Regions from separate parts of the Homo sapiens genome. Here region 2 is linked to region 1. Evidence: read pairs that join two places in POLR2A ChIA-PET (ENCODE). Cell type or tissue: CD4-positive, alpha-beta T cell. All regions are shown on one strand. Links, peaks and the distances in the headings refer to the core of each region. The heading gives the core; the rest is flanking DNA. Region 1 has its middle 120 kb from the start of MIR3125. Region 2 overlaps TRIB2 (tribbles pseudokinase 2).

Region 1 (2,913 bases), core at 207-2,706:
TCATGTTCCTCCCAGATTGAAAAGTGGATCATAACTTTCTATGGTCCTCCAATAAAACCAACACTTCCTTTTTCTGTGGTTTTAAGACATGTCATGATTAGACTTCTTGCTCACCTCTTTAGCTTACTAACTGCCCTCCACCATATCACCTTGTTTTACATTTTTATTCTTCAAACATATTTAATTCTTCCACAACTCTGGAAATTTGTCTTTGCTTCTCCTTCTGCTTGGAGAGATCATCCTCAGATGTCCCCAGAAATTACCTCCTTTCTATTAGTCAGGTCTCAATATCACTTCCTGAGAGTGACCTTTGCCAGATATCCTCAGGTTGTTACACTGCCCCTGGCCACTTCTTATCACATTACCTAATTTCATTTTCTTCACTTGCCTATTTACTTGTTTATTGTTAGGTACTTCCACTGGAATATATGCCCATTCTTGTTCAGTTTAGTGACCTGATCCCTGGAGCAGTGCCAGACACATGCTACATATACATCAAACATGCTTGAACAGTTTATGGATGGTCTGAGTCAAGGAAGAAGGCCCTGATGCTAGGCTGGGGAGGCAGGATGACGTTTTATAAGGCCATTTTTGAACCTGGGTATAATATGTTGAAAAAAAGATCTAAAGGCACCAGGAAGCAGGTGGAAGAGTGATTAGTGGGGCAAAACCTGGAGAGAGCCCGAATGCAGAGTTGGGATTGCAGGCAACAGGGGCAATGGCAGTGGGAAGGATGGGCCTTGGCATTTTTTTTAAACCATATTTTATGGAAATATTTCTATATGTTTGTGCCTGAGTATCCCTGGCAGGAATGCAAATAAATATCTACTTTCCATTTTGAATATGACAGGGTTCATGCAATTCTATTTCTAGCCAATTCTGGCTTCTTCAAAAGAGAATGGCTATGCAGACATTGTCATAAACATGGAAGGGACTTTGTCACAAAGAGTAGGCACCTTTATCCCTTTGTTTTAAAACATATGTCCCCATAATTCTCATGCATTTGATACATATTCTGTTTGCATATTTTGAATTCCCAGAAAAATTTGTTATGTCTCTTCACTATGTACTGAGTCATAAATAGTGTACTTCTATAAACACATCAGCAAGATAGAAAAAAAAGTATGAATCGTGCTCCCAATGCCTTGGCCCTGCCACTCAGTCCTCTTAGTTTCCTATGTCTCCTTAAGAGAGGCAACAGAGAAATAAAGGGAGAAAGAGAAGCGAGAGAGAAAGAGAGAGAAATTGAGAGAGAGAAAGAGGCAGGGGAAAGAAAGAGGTTGGTGTTAATTTTGATTCTCTCTCTGGAGTGGTTGTTACCCTGTAGACAAGAATTTTATCCTGGCATGGCATTTAAAACAGGAAGTTTAAGCTACATAGCTGTGGTTTTTTGGCCTAGAATTGGGCCAACCTTTCCTTCCTTTTAGTGACTCAGATCATATACTTTTTAGAGCTAGAAAGAAACCCACTTCAGCCTCAGTTACCTGATCTGAATAAGGAAGTGGTTGAACCAGATAAGGTTTAAGAAACCCAGATCATAAAAGCCTGTGATTCTAAGCATCTGCAAGCACACGTGCACACACACACACACACACACACACAATCAGCAAGGTTCTGCTTGGAAAGCCTTGTGCATGGTACACACTCAATAAACATTTGTTTATTTGATGTTGTTTGATCTTATCTAATACAGCATCATCTGCTTTCCATTTCCAAAAAGGATGTGGATTGTTCAGCTCCTTATCCTTGCTAATTAATTCAATTCCTTCTTTTCATGGACAAAATGCTATGCGTGCACAGAGGAGGGAGGTACGAGTTTAGTAGGGACAGCTAAAAAGGAAGCTCCACAGAAGAGGTGATATTTCAGTCCTGAGGCATAAGTAGAAGTTTGACAAACAAAAAGAGATGAGGAAAGGCATCTGAGGACAAGAGAACAATCTAGTACAAAAACTTGAGGTATATGGGTCTGGTATATTAGGGAATCCTGAAATGTGGGGTGACTGAAGAGATGTTCAGGAAATTAGACCATACAGACAATGGACATGTTTTGTATTTGCCCATCTGCTGTCTGTTCCCCTCTCTGCTAACATCCCTTCATCTCTCTGGGAACTTCTTCCATCCCTCTCAGGCTTGTGTGTTGGGTTAGCCTGACCCCTACCCCCGGTCTCTACAGAAAGATGTGTGTCCCAAGTCCGGCCAGCCACAGCACTGAATCCCTCCACTCTCCAGGTTTATAAATTACTCAAGTAGGACCAATCCTACTCAATGGAATCAGGATTCCCTACTAAAGCAAATGGGAAGGAAGAACTGTTGCTCTGTGGACATCGCTAAAAGGGTAGCCTGAGGCTGTAGGTGGCTATTTTGCCAATACCTGCAGTAACCCCACCTGAGAATACAGCCATCATCACATAAGCAAAGCAGAACCAAGAGAGATTCTTGGTGAAATGCTTTCATCACCTGCTTCAGATTTCTCAAAGGGAGAGCTACTGTCATTCTGGGTAAATTTTTTAAAAATCCTCCTTGGGTGGGATGTTTTGCCCACTGCCCCACCTGCACATCCTTGGCAGATGCCCTGAACGCCACCCCCCACCCAGTTGTGATAAAGCACCCTCATGTGTTTCCAAATAGCCCCTATGGAGATGGCGTTGCCACAGGGAAGAACCTGATCTGTATGCAGTCTTGCCTACCTTGGTAGTTCAAAAGTCTATTTTTTTTTTTTTCAGTTTGGTTTTGGTTTGGCAGCTTGAACTGGGTTTCTGTCACTTGCAAGTAAAATGTTCTAACTACTTCAAAGAAGTAGGGGTCAAATGGTGAGCCTTGTCTCTACTTGCATCCTTTATTATCTGATTCATGAATGTGTGTGTGTGTGTGTGTGTGTGTGTGTGTGTTATCTTGAGAAGCATAAGAGGTAGG
Region 2 (2,913 bases), core at 167-2,666, 130 kb after region 1:
AAGTACAAGCAGTAAGCAGCCCAGCAAGAAATCCTGCTGAAGAATACCTACTATTTAGTCTACTTATAAGCATGGAACCTGGAGGAAGCTCTCCCCTTTCTAACCGTGATTAGAAAAGCCCTTCATGAATAAAATTACAGCCTGCCATAGACACTGAAAACAATGTCTTAAATAAATGTCACTTCTGCATAAATCATTAAATTAAAAGGGAAATGATGGGTAAATTTCTCACTTGATGGGAAACTTTGGAAATAGCTCTCTTTGAAAAGGTGTCTCCATAGGGGATGTATACGTTTTCTGGGCTCCCACTGATTCCAGGCAATGACCTAGACACCAATACTCTACTTACCCCTGCCTCTCTCTTTCTGTCATTAGAATCCAATCTGAGCTGCTCCCACTCAAAAAAGGAGACATTCCGTCAACAAATAGCAAGGCCCAACCTGTTCCAGAAGCAGTGAACATGAGACAGCCTATGTCCCCAGGAAGCCCCCAGCAGGGGACAAGGACAGTCTACAGATGCACACACGGGCCATCAGAATACAGCAGGAGATGAGCTCTGATGAGGAAAGGGAGTGCTATGGGAGAGAGATCACTGATCCACCCTGGGGAACAGGAGGCTCGCCAGCCTTCCCCAAAGGTTGGCAATACCTCAAGTACATAAAGGGGTTTCTCATAAATAAGGGAATTCCAGGAGCTCCATTTCCTTCAAAGCAAAAACGAAAGGTATTTTCCCAAAATACAAAGCGCCTACAACTTGAAAAAATGTACACAGCTTTTAATGAAAGAAAAGCTGAGTCTGGTCTCCAGGGTTTCCATGCCTGCCCTCTGTACTCTGTTAGATACTGAGACCTCAATGGAGGCGGGTGCAACTTGAAGATCTGAAGGAAAAGCCAATAAAGATACTAAGAGCTGAGAAAGAGTGCCTTGACCTCTGTTGGTGGGGGAAGGAGAAACGCCTCCACCCCACAGGGAGGCACAGGTCTGTGAATCTGGGCAGGTGGCGTTTATTATACCGAAAGCCCCCAGGCCACTGAGTTCCTGCAAACAGTCGCAGCTTCCACCCTGCTGAAGTGGGTACTGACCGGCTTCCACAAAGCGGAGGAAATGAAACCTGTCACGTCAAGAGATAAAGATCTTCTACCCAAAGAAGAAACATGTAAAGAGGCATGTTTCTCAGTTCACATGGGGTCCTTCTGTGCAAGGAAATGTCAACACTGAACTGAAACTGAGGCAGAGAGTGGCAGAGGGATGGCAGGAAGCCTTGAACCCAGAGAGAAATCCAATGGGCAAAAGCAAACAGGAAGTGCTGTGGTAACAAGGCCCCACCCACCTTCCTTGAGCAGCATAAGGGTGCACCTGCTCAAAGGGCTCTTCGCATCTTGAGTGAGCCAGGGAACTGGCCCTGTGACCACAGAGTGACACTGAGTGCAGAGGAGGCTTCCATCAGCAGGAGCTCCCGTCTGCTGATGGCTGACTGTGTGCTAGGTAGGAGCTCCCGTCTGCTGATGGCTGACTGTGTGCTAGGCATTGGGCTCCCTTGTATTAATACATTTAATTCCATGATGGAAGCCATGTTGTTATTTCCACTTTGCAGATGAGGCAGTCTGGGCACAAAGCTTAGGTAATTTTTCAAGGTCCATTCCTAAAAAGTGCAAGAACAGGGATTGGAATCCAGACGGCAGCTGTGACTCTACATAGAAGTAACAGGACTTCTCCCAAGCTCAGGCCTTCCCATGAATTAAAATGGAATTGGAGGGGCCTGAAACATGGGGCTTCTAAGAATAGACTGATCAAGCAGGTCACCCCAATGCCACAGCAGAGAGGGGGAGGCGGAGTGCACAGGGCACGCACTTTGGGGATGTGGGTGCTGCCTTCTATCAGATTCTGAGCCATAACCAGCAGGGTGGCCGCTACTACACACAGACTGTCTGAGATTTTACTACACGAACTGTGGATGCACAGGGTGTGGCCAGGTGAGTTCAACTGGGATTGGAGATTAACTTCCTCAAAATGCTGCTCAATGCCTCTGGGCCCTGAGGTTTTCCTTTTCAGCAGTATAAACAAAAAGAACCAGGCTCTGCCCTGCACAAACATCCCTGGGAACGAAGGAGAAGCAGCAGTCCAAGGCCTGCAACACAGAAGCTGATTCAGGCACGGTGGGGTATGATCCTCCACTCCCTACATGTGCCTGTGGCCGCCTACTCCAGTGCACATATGGTCAATCTGGCCTTTCTGAGCCTCAGGTTCCAGACCAGGTGCACTTGACCTTTGGCACTAACTTAATGATTATAATTAAACCAAACAGAGAGGAGAATGTGGCCTAAATCTGAACCCCTATGTCACAAGGGTGCCACTCTTCACTGAATAGGCTGCCCAGGCGAGCGACTTAATTCTTCAAGAACCCACTGAGTCCTGGGAACTGCTCTCCCATAATGGTACTATTTCGTCAATGACTCTAGGAACAGCTGTCCCTTCATGAGTGCCTGCCCTGCCCGGTGAGTCACAGAATCATCTCATTTAACCCTCACAACTGCCCGACAGGAATGCCATTATTATTTCTGCTTTGAGGAACCGCAGCTTAGAAACATTCAATGACTTATCCAAGATCAGGTAGCTAAGAAGAGCCAGAAGTTAAACCTAAAACTCAAATCAAAGTAAAATGGAAACAGAAGACTCTGAGCTGCTGCCATTTCTACCCAGCAGCACAAGGCTTGCTGGCATTAGGTCCAAACATAACGCTGGGTGTCATCTGTGTCTGCCTGCAAAACCACCAGTGGGGGACCGGACTGAAGGCGCTGGCAGTTCCACTAACAACGTTTCCATGGATGGCCATGGATGCAGAGTCCCAGATGGCACACAATCGAAACTTTAGGCACAAGGAGTCAGCCCATAGGCAGGTCTTCTTCTGCACCA

The links. ChIA-PET counts read pairs that join two places held together with the same protein. Peaks named below come from ENCODE experiments on the same cell type or tissue, not always from the same donor. Only the 100,000 strongest peaks of a DNase experiment are listed, where the experiment ranks them.
Region 2: POLR2A ChIA-PET joins it to region 1 with 10 read pairs; 7 of 35 experiments call an interaction of 5 or more read pairs at or near these places.

What each region holds. Positions count from the first base shown.
Region 1 is chr2:12,855,659-12,858,571 of GRCh38, reverse strand. No RefSeq gene overlaps it. Among named protein-coding and RNA genes, the nearest start is that of MIR3125, 120 kb to the right of the region's middle. RefSeq lists a cis regulatory region at 1,404-1,567. In CD4-positive, alpha-beta T cell, for the core only: no CTCF peak of the experiment used is centred there; a DNase peak (open chromatin) is centred at 1,541.
Region 2 is chr2:12,726,845-12,729,757 of GRCh38, reverse strand. The region is part of intron 2 of TRIB2 (tribbles pseudokinase 2); the gene reads right to left. Among named protein-coding and RNA genes, the nearest start is that of MIR3125, 9.1 kb to the left of the region's middle. RefSeq lists enhancers at 1,085-1,144, 1,155-1,204, 2,276-2,913. In CD4-positive, alpha-beta T cell, for the core only: no CTCF peak of the experiment used is centred there; DNase peaks (open chromatin) are centred at 1,237 and 1,887; H3K4me3 peaks cover 1,250 bases; H3K27ac peaks cover 2,422 bases.